2 separate regions of the Homo sapiens genome follow, and region 2 is linked to region 1. Evidence: chromatin contacts called from ENCODE Hi-C data. All regions are on one chromosome and are shown on one strand. Each heading gives the region's core, a stretch centred on a gene start or an enhancer-like site at or near the end of the contact. The rest is flanking DNA. Distances are from core to core; before and after follow the strand shown.

Region 1 (7,220 bases), core at 1,219-3,718:
AAAACCCGATTGTATATTCCATCTACTGAGATAGGGGAAAACCGCCTTAGGGCTGGAGGTGGGACATGCGGGCAACAATACTGCTCTTTAAGGCATTGAAATGTTTATGTGTATACATATCTAAAGCAAAGCACTTAATTCTTTACCTTGTTTATGATGCAGAGACCTTTGTTCACGTGTTTACCTGTTGACCCTCTCTCCACTACTATCCTATGATCCTGCCACATCCCACTCTCCGAGAAACACCCAATAATGATCAATAAATACTAATGGAACTCAGAGGCTGGCAGAGATCCTCCGTGTGCTGAGCGCCGGTCCCCTGGGCCCCCTTTTTTCTTTCTCTATACTTTGTCTATGTCCCTTTCTTTTCCAAGTCTCTCGTTCCACCTAACGAGAAACACCCACAGATGTGGAGGGGCAACCCACCCCTTCACTCAATAACTAGTAAGAAGTACTCAATACAGTTTTGTGGAATTAAAGTGTTTGCTTAAATCCCTACATAAAAAAAGATTTCTTAAATACATACTTATCAAAGCTTATAATTTATACTGTTGATACAATATGACCGCACAATATAATGCTGACACCTTACCATTGATACAATAATTACAATAGTAAGTACCTCACAAATGCCAAGTGACCAAACAAATATATCCTTCTACTTCAAAATAAGGCGCAATTACACATTTTGCTATAGGTCCAGAAACACCTGTTGATTGAATTAACAGTCAAATGTTACGACTGGTTCTTCACCAAAGGGTTTGATTTTTGTATCTGATTGACTCACATTTCATCCATTATCAAACATTTTTTCTTGTTGAGGAATGCAAGGTTAAATAATCAAATTTAAATATGCTTTATCACTCACATGAAGCAAAAGGCATTATTATTTCCATGTTATATATAACAGAACCAAAGGCAAGAGAGAGATGTGTGATTAGATGGAAGTGCTCCATGCATATACCAAGTCTTAACTTACCTTCATTGGCAGAATACTTCACTAGTAAGATGCGACTTGAGCTTAAAGCAATGAATATGGCACCTAGCAGGAATGTATACATTGTTGACAAGGAGCATATTACAGGATGACTACAGCACTGTTTTTCCATTCCACTGTTTTTTAATTACCTTAAAGAGAAAAACACTTTCATGAACGACCTTGTTGGCAGACCCTAAACGCAAATACCATTGATCGTGAGGACAAAAAAGGAATTTTTAAAAAATTTTGGCTATGACTATATCAGCACCAAGAAAGTTGAGGCATAAAGAAACTATGACAAAAGGAAAGTGAAAATCTGATAAGAGGGAGTACTCTGGAGACAGAAAACGTAGAACCAGATTAGACCTGCTGACAAAGGTAGCAGGTGAGCAAATGACACTTTGCAACAGCAGAAAAGAATTCTTCAAAGCAATTTTGAATTTTATTTTTAAATTTTATTTATTTATGTATTTTGAGACGGAGTCTCGCTCTGTCACCCAGGCTGGAGTGCAACGGCGCGGTCTTGGCTCACTGCAACCCCTACCTACCGGACTCAAGCGATTCTCCTGCGTCAGCCTCCAGAATAGCTGGGACTACAAGCGCCCGCCACCACGCCCGGCTAATTTTTGTATTTTTAGTAGAGACGGGGTTTCACTATGTTGGCCAGGCTGGTCTCGAACTCCTGACTGTGATCCGCCCGCCTCTGCCTCCCAAAGTGCTGGGATTACAGGCGTGAGCCACCGCGCCCGGCCTCGCTTTTACTCTTATTAGTAAATAATTTTGCTGTAAGATAAGGCTTTCAGAATTGTATTTTCCTCCTCTTTTCCCTCGGAGGAAAAAGCTTATTAGGACAGACTTCATTACAATAACGACCAAAATGGAAATATCTGAAACACTGCTGTAAAGTTTTACTGAACTAGTTAGTGTTTGAAATGGAGGAGATCGTAGAAATCAATGAATCTAAGGCCCTCTTTTGATAGGCTGAGGACACTAAACCCCAGGTTGGGTAAGTAACTTGCCCAAAGCCTCCCAGCGTACTGTAGGAATAGCGCATAGAGCCTGCGGGGAGTGGGGAGAAATGCCAATACTGACAGCCCCATTGGGCGCACGCCTACAGGACGCCTCCCCGACAGGAGGGGGCCAGATTTCCCTTCACAGTCAGGGACTACCCTTCTAGTCACACATGCGCAGTAGGGCTCTTCACTGGCGCACCCTCCCCTCAGACGCAGGCGCAATTCCTTGCCCGCGGGGCGCGGTTACCTCCCTCAGAAGAGCTTCTAGTGGAAGAACGCACATCCTAGAGCTGAGACAGTAACTGTCTAGCCCCGTAGTAGCAGCAGTAGCCTTTAGGGTCCATACGTGGAGAAGCTACAGTAGGTATAGGCGAAAAAGCCCCTCCCTCTAAGCCGCCTATTGCAGAACAAAAACCACGATTACGTCCGGATTGGGAAAAAGCGGACCCGACACCCATTGCGCAGGCACGTTCAGTGTTACGCTTCCGGAAGGAGGGGAGAAGCGGCTTATCCCGCCCCAGCCCGGCCCCTTTCTCACGTCACGTGCCGGGAGAGTCTAGTGTCACGTGAGGCCCCGGTGGCGGCGCAGCTACGGCAAGAGAGTGAGAAGGAAGGGAAGCCGGAAGGGGCGCGAGTGAAGCAAAGCGAGGACAGACAGCTCGCAGAGGGCGAGGGGTGCGTGTGCGTCCGCTTCTCACCTCAGGTCTCCCTTCGGCCCCGCTGCCCTCCCTCGCGGCTGGGTGACAGCTGGGTCCGGTCCGTCGCGGGCTGCCTGGGGTGCGAGGATCGCGCACCCCGTCTTCGCGCGCTGTGCCTGCCGCCCCGCCCCCTCGTCCCGCCCGTCCCGTCGCGTCGCGTCCCGTCCCCTCGGGTGCTGCCAGCCGGGTGCTGATGCGAGTCGGTGGCAGCGAGGACATTTTCTGACTCCCTGGCCCCTGACACGGCTGCACTTTCCATCCCGTCGCGGGGCCGGCCGCTACTCCGGCCCCAGGATGCAGAATGTGATTAATACTGTGAAGGGAAAGGCACTGGAAGTGGCTGAGTACCTGACCCCGGTCCTCAAGGTAAGCCAGGCCAGGGTTGCCGGGAGCTGTCAGGCACATGCTCGACTTTTCAGGGACCAGGCGCCGCAGGAGTCCCCGCTTTCTCCGGCGGGGCAAGGTGTAGGAAGGCAGTAGGGCTCGAGACACAGGGAAGTGTGCAGCCCCCACCCGTAGTCTTAACCGGCTGTTCGTTAGGGCTTTCTGACTCCTCAGGGGTAAACTTGGAGCGACGCTCTGCGTGTTCCTGCCTTCTCCCGTCATAACTCTGCGCGGTCGGGTACGTCGGGTTGGAAGGGTGTTCGGAGGCTGAGTAGATTGAAGAACGTTAAATCCAAACACTGGAAGTCTTTTAGCCTTTTTAAGCAAGGATTTTGCTTCTCTTTAAAAAATGAATTTAGTGTTTGACACACAGAGGTCAAAAGAGACCTGAGGTGAGGTCACTTTTCCTTTAAGTTTCATGAAAGTCCGCTGTAGTGGGGAAGTTGTGACTGCGATCCCAACTCGTTTAGATTTCAGAGGAAGGAGGTGAAATTGGCAACATTATCTCATTCAGTAACCTTGAACCCATCTAACGAGCAAAACCTTTTTCCCAAGCTTTTCAGATAGCCGTAGCTGGTTATTAGTGATAACAAGGCACGGTTTGACCTTCCTGGCTGTATAATTTTTAAAAATATATTGGCAACAGTACAGCATTTTTAAAGTAAAAAATTGTGACACATTAGCTGTTACAGTAGTGACTGATTTTTTTTTTAAAGGTAAATTTCTACAACTGCCTTCAAGCTTTTCTTTTATAACTCTTTTGGAGTGTTTTGTTGTAACTTCATTTTTGCTTTCTGAAAAGTGAGCAAGAATAGTAAATTAATGGGAAGTTCTTGCTTAGTTTTTGTTTTTTTTTTCTAGTTGTTTTTAAGCTTTCAGTTAGAATGTACCAATCTCAGTGTGGGGGTGAAATACCTTAATATGCTAAGAATAGTGGAGAGTTTTGCTTTGCTCCCTTTCCATGACAAAGGGAAGTACTAGGTCTATACTTTTTAAAATACGTTTTTGTAAAGCTCCTTTTAAAAGAATAACTTATTGGCCAAGTAAGAAATAAACCAGCGATTATAAATGAGAATTTCAACTGTTGCTTTGCTTACATTTGTTTACTGTGAAAGTCATTTTAAGATTATTCAGTCAAACTAAGATTGGAAAATAATTTTCACATTTGAATCAAATGCTTTTACATAATTATGTTAACTTTTCAGAATATCATATCTACCTAGGTATACAGTATTTTAATAATACACCATTGTACAACTTTTTAGTTTCCGGGAGAGAGGAGCAAGAGACTGCCCAAATGAAATATAAAATGTATGATGTAGAATTATGTTTTCAGGAGTCCATCATACTTGCTCACCAAACTGAAAAGGAACTGTTGGCATGTCAGTATGTATGGTATATGTCTTTAGTAAAAAGGAAAGAATGAATGACCGTCTCCTTGATACTCCTGTGCAAACTGTTGTTTACAGAGAGAATCCTTACAGTTTCCTGCTTAGGGAGGGCAAGGAGAAAGAACAAAATCCTCAGGAAATAAGTAATAGCCTTCTCCTAGCAAGTAAAAATTAAGAAAAATCATGTTTTGTTTGGAGTATGTACATGCAGTAAACACTGAAGTTCTTACAATCATCTCTAAGGTTCTGCTTAATTGGTAGAGGCCCCAATCTCATCTGCTCCATCCCCTGACTGCTGTTGCTTAAGCTAACCTGATCTCTTTATTATTCTGTTAAGCACACTCTTGGTTTGGGGTTTTGCATGTGCTCTTCCCTCTATCTGAAACGCGCTTCGCACTTAACAGCCTTATGGCATGTTCCTTTCCTTAAGGTTTTTAAGTCATTATTCAGTGAAGTCTTTGTTCTCTTACCATTCTATTTTAAATGGCCATCTCTCCCCAGCCACCCCACAGATTCCTCTCAGCTTCATTTTTCTTTATGGTATGTTATTCATTACCATTTGGCTTTTCTTCCTCAACTGGAGTTGAAACTCCTTATGAGGGCAAGAATAAATTTGTATTTATGTTATTCACCCCCAAATATCCCCACTGCCTCAAATAGTGTCTGGCACATAGTAAACATTTGTTGAATGAATAATGTTTATAAATGAGTGTTTTCATTTTTGTAGACTCTACCAGAAAATCTTACATATAACTTAAAGTTTAGAAAAATTTAGAGAATAGTGTGTCAGTATCTTGGTGGAGATGAGAATTAGAGGAAAATGCTAAATAATTTCTAGATTTGGTTTCTAACATTATTCAGTTTAAATAAGACTGGCTGAATTGTAAGATGTCTAAACATCTTTAAGACATTTTTGCTGTGCTGTAAAATAAAGGTATTTGTTCATTTCACAGAATCACTGTAAGGCTTTATTTTTATTTAAATCTTAGAATGTTTGTACATAGAGCTTGGCCGGGCGCAGTGGCTCACGCCTGTAATCCCAGCACATTGGGAGGCCGAGGCGGGTGGATCACCTGAGGTCAGGAGTTCGAGACCAGCCTGACAAACATGGAGAAACCCTGTCTCTACTAAAAATGCAAAAATTAGCCGGGCATGGTGGCACATGCCTGTAATCCCAGCTACAGGCAGGAGGCTGAGGCAGGAGAATCGCTTGAACCCGGGAGGTGGAGGTTGCCGTGAGCCAAGATGGCGCCACTGCACTCCAGCCTGGGCAACAGGAGTGAAACTCCATCTTAAAAAAAAAAAAAAAGAATGTTTCTACATAGAGCTTTACTCTATTATAGCACTGATCTGATAGTATTATAATTATTTTCATGTCTGTTTCCTACATTAGACTTGTATATTCCTGTGGTCATTACCAGTGAGTGAAACAGATAGATAGATATAGATAGATACCAATGAGGTAGGTAGATAGGTAGATTAGATAGATTATAGATTAGATAGATAGACTAATTTTTTTTTGTATGTGCTCTATTGCCTAGAAGGGCACCAGGCAAATAATTGCCCCCAAAATATATTTAATTGATAGTGAAACATGATATAATATTGTTTTTCTTTCTGCTTTTTTTAGGAATCAAAGTTTAAGGAAACAGGTGTAATTACCCCAGAAGAGGTGAGTGCTGAAGATATACTGAAGTCTTTTTATTTTACAATAATACTAAACTAGGTGGCTTTTCTGCTTCATAAGAAAACATCTTGAACTTTAATTTTGATTTGAGTAAAATTAGGTTTTATGACTGTGATTTATGGGAATTTCTACTTCCCATAGAAGAAAAGATGTAACTTCCCCGTCAGTTTGCCACTTCTCATATTTCTCTGTAGTTCCTCTTTATTTAGAAATGAGGGTGAAAGAAGGGATCAAAATGAGTCCTATGTCACTTATCCTTGACTTGTATTGGTGTTATATTGAGCTGTGCAGTAAGCTCTGTAATGTCTGTGGTGTCTTGGTTCTGTTTACATCAAATGTGAGTTTTCATGCTTTTCATTGGAAAACTTTGCTTACTACTTAGATATTGTTTTCTCTTAAGAGTTCTATTTCGTTGTCGGTGGAGAAGTAAATACTGGGCTAAAAACCTTTTCAGGCTCCAATTTTATGAATAATTATGGTTTTATCAGACTTAGGTTGTTCTTAATAAGAGACAATTTATTTAAGCTTGAATTTTTTTTTTTCTGCCAATGAAAACACCACTTTTTGGCAATAGAACTTTATTCACTGTTTTGAAACAAACGTTTTAAGCCTTATTTTATGATAAGGCTGCTGCTGTTAAGGTCCAAGGTGTGGAGCTAGAGAATTAACTGATCTTTCAATTTTCAGTTGTGATGGAATTTGTCTAGTTCCAAATCTTTGTGGTTTTTTTAATTTTTTTTTCTTGAGACGGAGTCTCCCTCTGTCACCAGGCTGGAGCACAGTGGCGCGATCTTGGCTCACTGCAGCCTCTGCCTCCTGGGTTCAAGCAATTCTCCTGCCTCAGCCTCCCAAGTAGCTGGGAATACAGGTGAGCGCCACCACGCCCAGCTAAGTTTTGTACTTTTAGTAGAGATGGGGTTTCACCATGTTGGCCAGAATGGTCTCGACCTCTTGACCTCGTGATCCGCCTGCCTCGGGATTACAGGCTTGAGCCACTGCGCCCGGCTCCTTGTGAGTTTTAAGAATGGTTTCTGTGCTGGGCGTGGTGGCTCACGCCTGTAATCCCAA
Region 2 (7,220 bases), core at 1,544-4,043, 1.3 Mb before region 1:
GTGGCTCACGCCATGCTGTAATCTCAGCACTTTGGGAGGGAAAGCCAGGTGGATCACGAGGTCAGGAGTTCAAGACCAGCCTGACCAACATGGTAAAACCCCATCTCAACTAAAACAAAATACAAAAATTAGCTGGGCGTGGTGGTACGTGCCTGTAATCCCAGCTACTTGGGAGGCTGAGGCAGGAGAATTGCTTGAACCCGGGAGGTGGAGGTTGCGGTGAGCTGAGATTGTGCCACTGCACTCCAGCCTGGGCGACAGAGCAAGACTCTGTCTCGCAAAAAAAAAAAAAAAAGAAAGAAAGAAAGAAGTACTTTGTGAAAGTAATTATCCCTACTGCTTCTCCATTTAACAGCCCAATTTGGCCTGTTAAATTTGGTAAGAATGAATGGTACCTCATGGTTCATTACTGCATCCTCGATGATGTCATTTTACCCAGGAAGGCCCCTATACTCAACATTGTTGAAATTACTGACTATCCAGTCCACAACTAGTAAATATTTTGCTGTGATAGATTTGGCTAATATGTTCTGTTCAGTGTCTCTTTCAACACCTCCTCAGCCATAGTTGGTCTTCACCTCCAGAGAGACATAACATCTCTTTACCAGGCTAACCATAGAGTACGCAGTCTTGCCATCATACACAGCCTTTACAGGAAAGATCTTAACTGCATCAAATTTTCTCCAGGAGCACAAGTATAACATTCCATTGATGACATCCTCCCCTGAGGACAGTCTTTTGACATACTCACAAAGGAGCTCACAAAAGGAGGATGGGCTATTGTGCCACACATAGTGTAAGGCCTACCACCTTGGTTAAATTTCTGAAAATAATTTGGTCTCTGTCACCCAGGCTGGAGTGCAATGGCACAAACAGGGGTCACTGCAGTCTCAACCTCCTGTGCTCAAGTGATCTTCCTATCTCAGCCTCCCAAATAGCTAGGACCACAGGCGCCACACAACCATGCCCAGTTAATTTTTCTTTCTTTTTTTTTTTTATTTTGGTAGATACAGGGTCTTGCTTTGTTGCCCAGGCTGGTCTCAAATTCCTGTCCTCAAGCGATACTTCTTTCTGCCTTGGCCTCCCAAAGTGCTAGAATTACAGGCATGAGCCACTGCACTGGGCCACAATGGCTGACTTAAATTCAAATTCAAATTCAAATGGTGCAGGTCAGTCATCAAACATCAAGGGTGAAAAAAAGACCTGGAGCCAGTTTTTTCCTGAGGCTCTCTTAAGCCATTTTAGTGCTGCTTGAGAGGCCTGCCTTGCTCTCCCTGGAGACCTTAATTATGTAAGTAAAAGACTTTTTCAGGGCCGGGCGCGGTGGTGGCTCAAGCCTGTTATCCCAGTACTTTGGGAGGCCGAGGCGGGCGGATCATGAGGTCAGGAGTTCAAGACCATCCTGGCTAACACGGTGAAACCCCGTCTCTACTAAAAACACAAAAAATTAGCCGGGCGTGGTGGCGGGCGCCTGTAGTTCCAGCTACTGGGGAGTCTGAGGCAGAAGAATGGCGTGAACCCGGGAGGCAGAGCTTGCAGTGAGCCGAGATTGCGCCACTGCACTCCAACCTCAGGGTGTGTGTGTGGCATCATCAGTTTCTACTCCAACCTCATGGTGTGTGTGTGGCATCATCAGTTTCTACACCTGAATCAAATTTGGGATGGGGGTCCATTCTGGCTTTCTGGGGTGGCTACAGTAGATTCCTGTCTCTCTGACTTATTAGCTGTGTGGTCCTTAGCAAAGTCAATCTCTGTACATCTGTTCCTTAACTCTACAATAGAGGAAATAATTTTATCTCTAGTCTAGACAATAAGCTTATTGAGAGCAGGGATCATGTCTGTGTTAATCACCATCTAATCCCGAACACCCAGTGCCAGGGACATAACTGAATCAGTGACTGATTGGGTTCATGAATATCCAGCTTGACTATTTCATAGTAATGTTTTTCAAATCAAGTGAAATAACACTCATTCATCTGTTCATTCAACAATTATTTGTGTACCTCCACTAATCTGTAAACTATAACGCTCTTCAGAAGATATAGCACTGACCGCAGTTCTCTAAAAGTAAAATACATACACACAAACCAATGTAGAAGGAGGATGGTGTTCAGAAACGCAGGCGCCCGTCCAACAAAAGCGGGGTTTCATCCTGAATATTAATAAGCACGCTTTCCGTTTTGTCAAATAAGGTAGTAAACAAATAAAACTAGACTAGTTGAAATCAAAAACTTGGCTGACAGCACAGTGATTTAAACTATCCGGACCTTTACAACAGGGCTGAGAATGAAAGGAAGGGGGCAAGGCTGGAAAAAACGTTGACAGTGGGTCAGAATCACGACCATGGGGCCTGACCCAAGGGGGCCTGGGGCTGAGACATCCGCACCAGGACATTTCGGGACCAAATTCAAGCCCTCAACGCCCACAGGGAAGCAAATGTCCCCACCACCGCCCGTAGGGAAAGGGCTCGCAGAGGCACAGGAAACCGTTTCCTCGGTAACAACTTTCCGTATTACTCCAAAGAGCACGAAGAAAAGGGAAGGGAGGGATTAACTGTAATCTGAGAAGGTTCAAGCAATCACCGTGAGAAAAAGTAGGCTAAAGCCACAGATGGGAACCTGCCCCAGCGAGGCCCGCGGCTTACCTGACGGACAGTCGGAGCGCCCTCCATCGCGGCTCCCTCCGCCGCCGCGGCACCGCCCCGCGCGCACCGCACCGCACCGCCCCGCGCCCACCTCCAGCGCGCGCTGCGAGTTACAGGCTCCGCGCGCCTCCTCCGCCGGCCCTCCGAGTACTTCCAGCCGCAGCTCCTTGCGCCCTCTGGCGGCCGTGAAGGATTCCTGACGATGGGTGTTACCGGGTTAGCCTGAAGGCTTGTCTTTCTAGGGGTCACAATGAGACTTCCCTATTCCCAACCTCAAACTACTGTGCCTCCCAGGAAATGGCATACCCTGCCCCAATGTGCGAAAAGGTGAATTGCTCGGAAACTTTTTTTTTTTTTTTTTGAGACGGAGTTTCGCTCTCATTCCTCAGGCTGGATGGAGTGCCAAGGCCCCGTCTCGGCTAACTGCAACCTCCGCCTCCCAGTTCAAGCGATTCTCCTGCCTCAGCCTCCCGAGTAGCTGTGGTTACAGGCGCCTGCCACCACGCCCGGATAATTTTTGTATTTTTAGTAGAGACAAGGTTTCACCATGTGGGTCAGGCTGGTCTCGAACTCCCCACCTCAGGCAATCCGCTGGCCTTGGCCTCCCAAAGTGCTGGGATTACAGGCGTCAGCCACCGCCCCCGGCCAGGAAACTCTTGTTCCTTCCAATAAAGGATTGAAGTTACTGATTAACTGCTGTACGTATTGCAGATTCTTGGTTCTGTAAACCAAAAATAAAATGCCGAGGCCCACCCCCAGCCATCTAAATGGACCCCTCCTCTTGGCCAAGAGCGTTCCAAATTTAACCTGAAAATCTAGTTCAGGCCATGATGAAAGAGGGGATTGGACATGCCTCATTAACATCAACACAGACCTTAAGTCTGAGAAGAAATATTTATCATCTATTGCCTCGGACACCTGCTACTTGGAGGCTGCATCTGCATGATAAAACCTTGGTATCCACAACCCCTTATCCTAACCCAGACATTCCTTTCTACTGATAATAACTCTTTTTTCTCTTTTTCTTTTGAGACAGGTTCTGGCTCTATTAGACCAGCTGGAGTGCGGTGGCGCAATCTCTGCTCACTGCAACCTCCACCTCCCGGACTCAACCAATCCTCCCACCTCAGCCTCTCGAGTAGCTGGGACTACTGGCGTGTGCCACCATGCTTAACTACTTTGTTTGTTTGTTTGTTTGTTTGTTTGTTTGTTTTTTGAGACAGGGTTTCGCCATGTTGCCCAGACTGGTCTCGAACTCCTGGACTCAAGCAGTCTGCCCCCTTCGGCCTCCCAAAGTGCTGGGATTACACGTGCAAGCCACAGCTCCCAGTCAATAATAACGCTTTCAACCAATTGCAAATCAGAAAATTTTTTTATGTACCAATGACCTGAAAGTTCCTCCTTCTCGCCTTGGAGCTGTCTCCCCTTCCAGATTGAAACAATGTAAATCTTACATGTATTGATTGATGTATTAGGTCTGCCCAAAATATATAAAAGCAAGCTGTACCCCAACCACCTTGGACACATGTCATTGGGACTTCCTGAGACTGTGTCACAGGTGTGTCCTTAACCTTCACAAAATAAATTTTCTAAATTAACTGAGGCCTGTCTCAGATATTTGGGGTTCAGAGTTCCCAACCAAACAGCTATAAAAAAGACATTCTAAGCCAGGCACAGTGGCTAACTCATGTAATTCCAGCACTTTGGGAGACTAAGGTGGGAGGGTTGCTTGTGTCCAGGAGTTCAAGACCAGCCTGGGCAAAACAGGGGGGCCCCATCTCCAGAAAAGAGAGACAGAGAGAGAGAAAGAAAGAGAGAGAGAGGGAAGGAAGGAAGGAAGGAAAGAAGGAAGGAAGGGAGGGAGGGAAGACATTCTAGAACAATTGAGGAATAGTGAATATGAAATGGCTATTAGAGTTGATGTTACAGGATAATTAATGATTTATGTATACATTTATGGATATTCATTTATGGATAATTAATAATTTTTGGCAGCTGGGCGTGGTGGCTCAAGCCTGTAATCCCAGCACTTTGGGAGGCTGAGGTGGGAGGATCACCTGAGGTCAGGAGTTTGAGACCAACCTGGCCAACATGGTGAAACCCTGTCTCTACTAAAAATACAAAAATTAGTCGGGCGTGATGGTGAGCACCTGTAATCTCAGCTACTTGGGAGGCTGAGGCAGGAGAATCGCTTGAACCTGGAAAGTGGAGGCTGCAGGGAGCCGAGATCAGGCCATTGCACTCCAGCCTGGGCAAGAAGAGTGAAACTCCGTCTCAAATAATAATAATAAATAATAATAATAATAATAACTTGTGGCTATGTTGCAGGGTGTCTTTAATATTAGAAAACTCACACTAAAATATTTAGGAGTTCCCTGTTATCCATGGGGATGTAAAAAAAAAAAAGTATTTAGGAGTGAAGTAGCACCATGTCTGCAACTTGCTTCCAAATGCTTCCACGAAGATGAATACACAGAGAAAACAAAATAGCGAAACGTTAATTATTGGACCTAAGTGGAGGGTATACTACTATTCAGTTATTCTTTTACTGTTTACATATATTTAAAAATCATAATGTAAAGTTGAAGAGATGGAAAGGAGTTGAATCCAGTTCCACAAAATGTCAGACACTGAGTGTATTTCTTTTTTGTTTTGTTTTGTTTTTGTTTTTTTGAGACAGAGTCTCGTTCTGTCCCCCAGACTGGAGTGCAGTGGCACAATCTTGACTCACTGTAACCTCTGCCTCCCAGGTTTAAGCAATTCTCCTGCCTCAGCCTCCTGAGTAGCTGGGACTACAGGCGCCCACCACCATGCCCGGCTAATTTTTGTATTTTTAGTAGAGATGGGCTTTCACCATGTTGGCCAGGCTGGTCTCAAATTCCTGGCCTCAAGTGATCCACCCGCCACAACCTCCCAAAGTGCTGAGATTACAGGCGTGAGCCACTGCACCTGGCCATGAGCATATTTCTTAAATATATATGACATACTAAAGGACAAATTACTTAATAAGATAATCAGTAAAAGACAGGTTTCCATCCTCATTCTGCAAAACTTTGCATAAACTGTGTTCTGTTAAACATAAAAAACGTCACAGAACACTAATATTAAGCAAGGCCACTGTATGATCATGATAGAGTAAGACAAAAAGAAGGCCACTGGGTAATCATGTCTAAACACAGACAAAAATGTGAACATCGTTCGAAACACAGAAATGACTATGTCCCTATGCTGACTAATATGACTGACTGCTGCCTTTTTCCCAATAACAGCTTTAGCTTCACTTTATTCCACCTACCTTCTAGATAAGATGTATTAAGATACCCAATCAGAATAACCACATCTTATTGACAATATGTAATCTGGGACAAAGCTCCACTTCTTGAATCCTCCTCGCAAAATCACTGAACACAAACCCAAATCCTGTAGTAAGACCTTTCTAACACCCTTTCACTGAGATGTCCTCATGGTTCTCCATGGTATTTTTTCACCCTCATTGCAATGAGTCAATAAACACAATGTTGTCTAACTACAGCTATGGTTCTCCTGGACTTTGGCTGAAGAGCATTGATATATTTTGCAGTGAAATAGAACATAAGGTGAAAGTGAATATGGAAGAAAAGTTGTTAGAAGTTTGAAGAGAAAGGAGAAATTATGAAATACTTAGGAGCACAGGTGAATGAACTGACTAATGTTTTAGGAAAACAGTAAAACAGTAGCATTGCTGGGCAACACAAATGCCTCATTGAGATTAATGGTCATGTATTTAAAGTGAGATCACACTAATATGTAAACAGCTCCCAGAAATCCCTGCTTACCACAATCAGGGGAATGCTTAATTAGGAGATTAATGGTCATGTATTTAAAGTGAGATCACACTAATATGTAAACAGCTCCCAGAAAAACATATGGAAAAACCATAGTCAAGTTAAAATTGTTAAAGTATATGTCAGAAAGTTCATGGAAAAGGAAATATCAGTGTCTTTTTTTTTTTTTTTTTGAGACGGAGTTTCACTTTTGTCACCAGGCTAGAGTGCAATGGCACGACCTCAGTTCACTGCAAACTCCACCTCCTGTGTTCAAGCGATTCTCCTGTCCCAGCCTCTGGAGTAGCTGGGATAACAGGTGCCCACCACCACGCCCAGCTAATTTTTTTTTTTTTTTTTTTAGTAGAGACAGAGTTTCACCATGCTGATCAGGCTCGTCTCGAACTCCTGACCTCATGATCCACCCTCCTTGGGCTTCCAAAGTGCTGGGATTACAGGTGTAAGCCACCGTGCCTGGGCAAATGTCTCTTAAAAATATAAAAGATCCTCAGTTTCACTCAGAATAGCATAGAAATTAAAACCACACTGAAATACTATTTTTCACTTACTAGTTTGACAAAAAGTACAGAAATTTGAAAACGCATTCTGCTGACAAGACCGTGGGGATACAGGACTCTTATAATGGAAGTGTAGAGGCTGGGTGCGGTGGCTCATGCCTGTAATCCCAGCACTTCAGGAGACCAAGGCAGGTGGATCCTTTGAGGTCAGGAGTTCGAGACCAGCCTGACCATCATGGTGAAACCCTGTCTCTA

What was found. A loop is a pair of places that touch in the nucleus more often than their neighbours do. Pooled maps may share reads with other maps.
Region 2: a pooled map shows a loop between it and region 1 (6-fold over the local background). The contact joins the promoter of GRAMD1C here to the promoter of SLC35A5 in region 1. A Hi-C loop is called at or near these places in 6 of 50 pooled maps.

The regions. Positions count from the first base shown.
Region 1 is chr3:112,557,293-112,564,512 of GRCh38, reverse strand. SLC35A5 (solute carrier family 35 member A5) reads right to left here and starts at 2,468. Exons shown (of 7, transcript NM_017945.5): 1 at 2,240-2,468; 2 at 980-1,128. The coding sequence starts at 1,109. It overlaps ATG3 (autophagy related 3), which reads left to right and starts at 2,551. Exons shown (of 12, transcript NM_022488.5): 1 at 2,551-3,056; 2 at 6,096-6,137. The coding sequence starts at 2,985. RefSeq lists enhancers at 1-549, 2,170-2,979, 2,980-3,789.
Region 2 is chr3:113,834,361-113,841,580 of GRCh38, reverse strand. It overlaps GRAMD1C (GRAM domain containing 1C), which reads right to left and starts at 2,793. Exons shown (of 18, transcript NM_017577.5): 1 at 2,645-2,793. The coding sequence starts at 2,671. RefSeq lists a silencer at 2,581-2,780.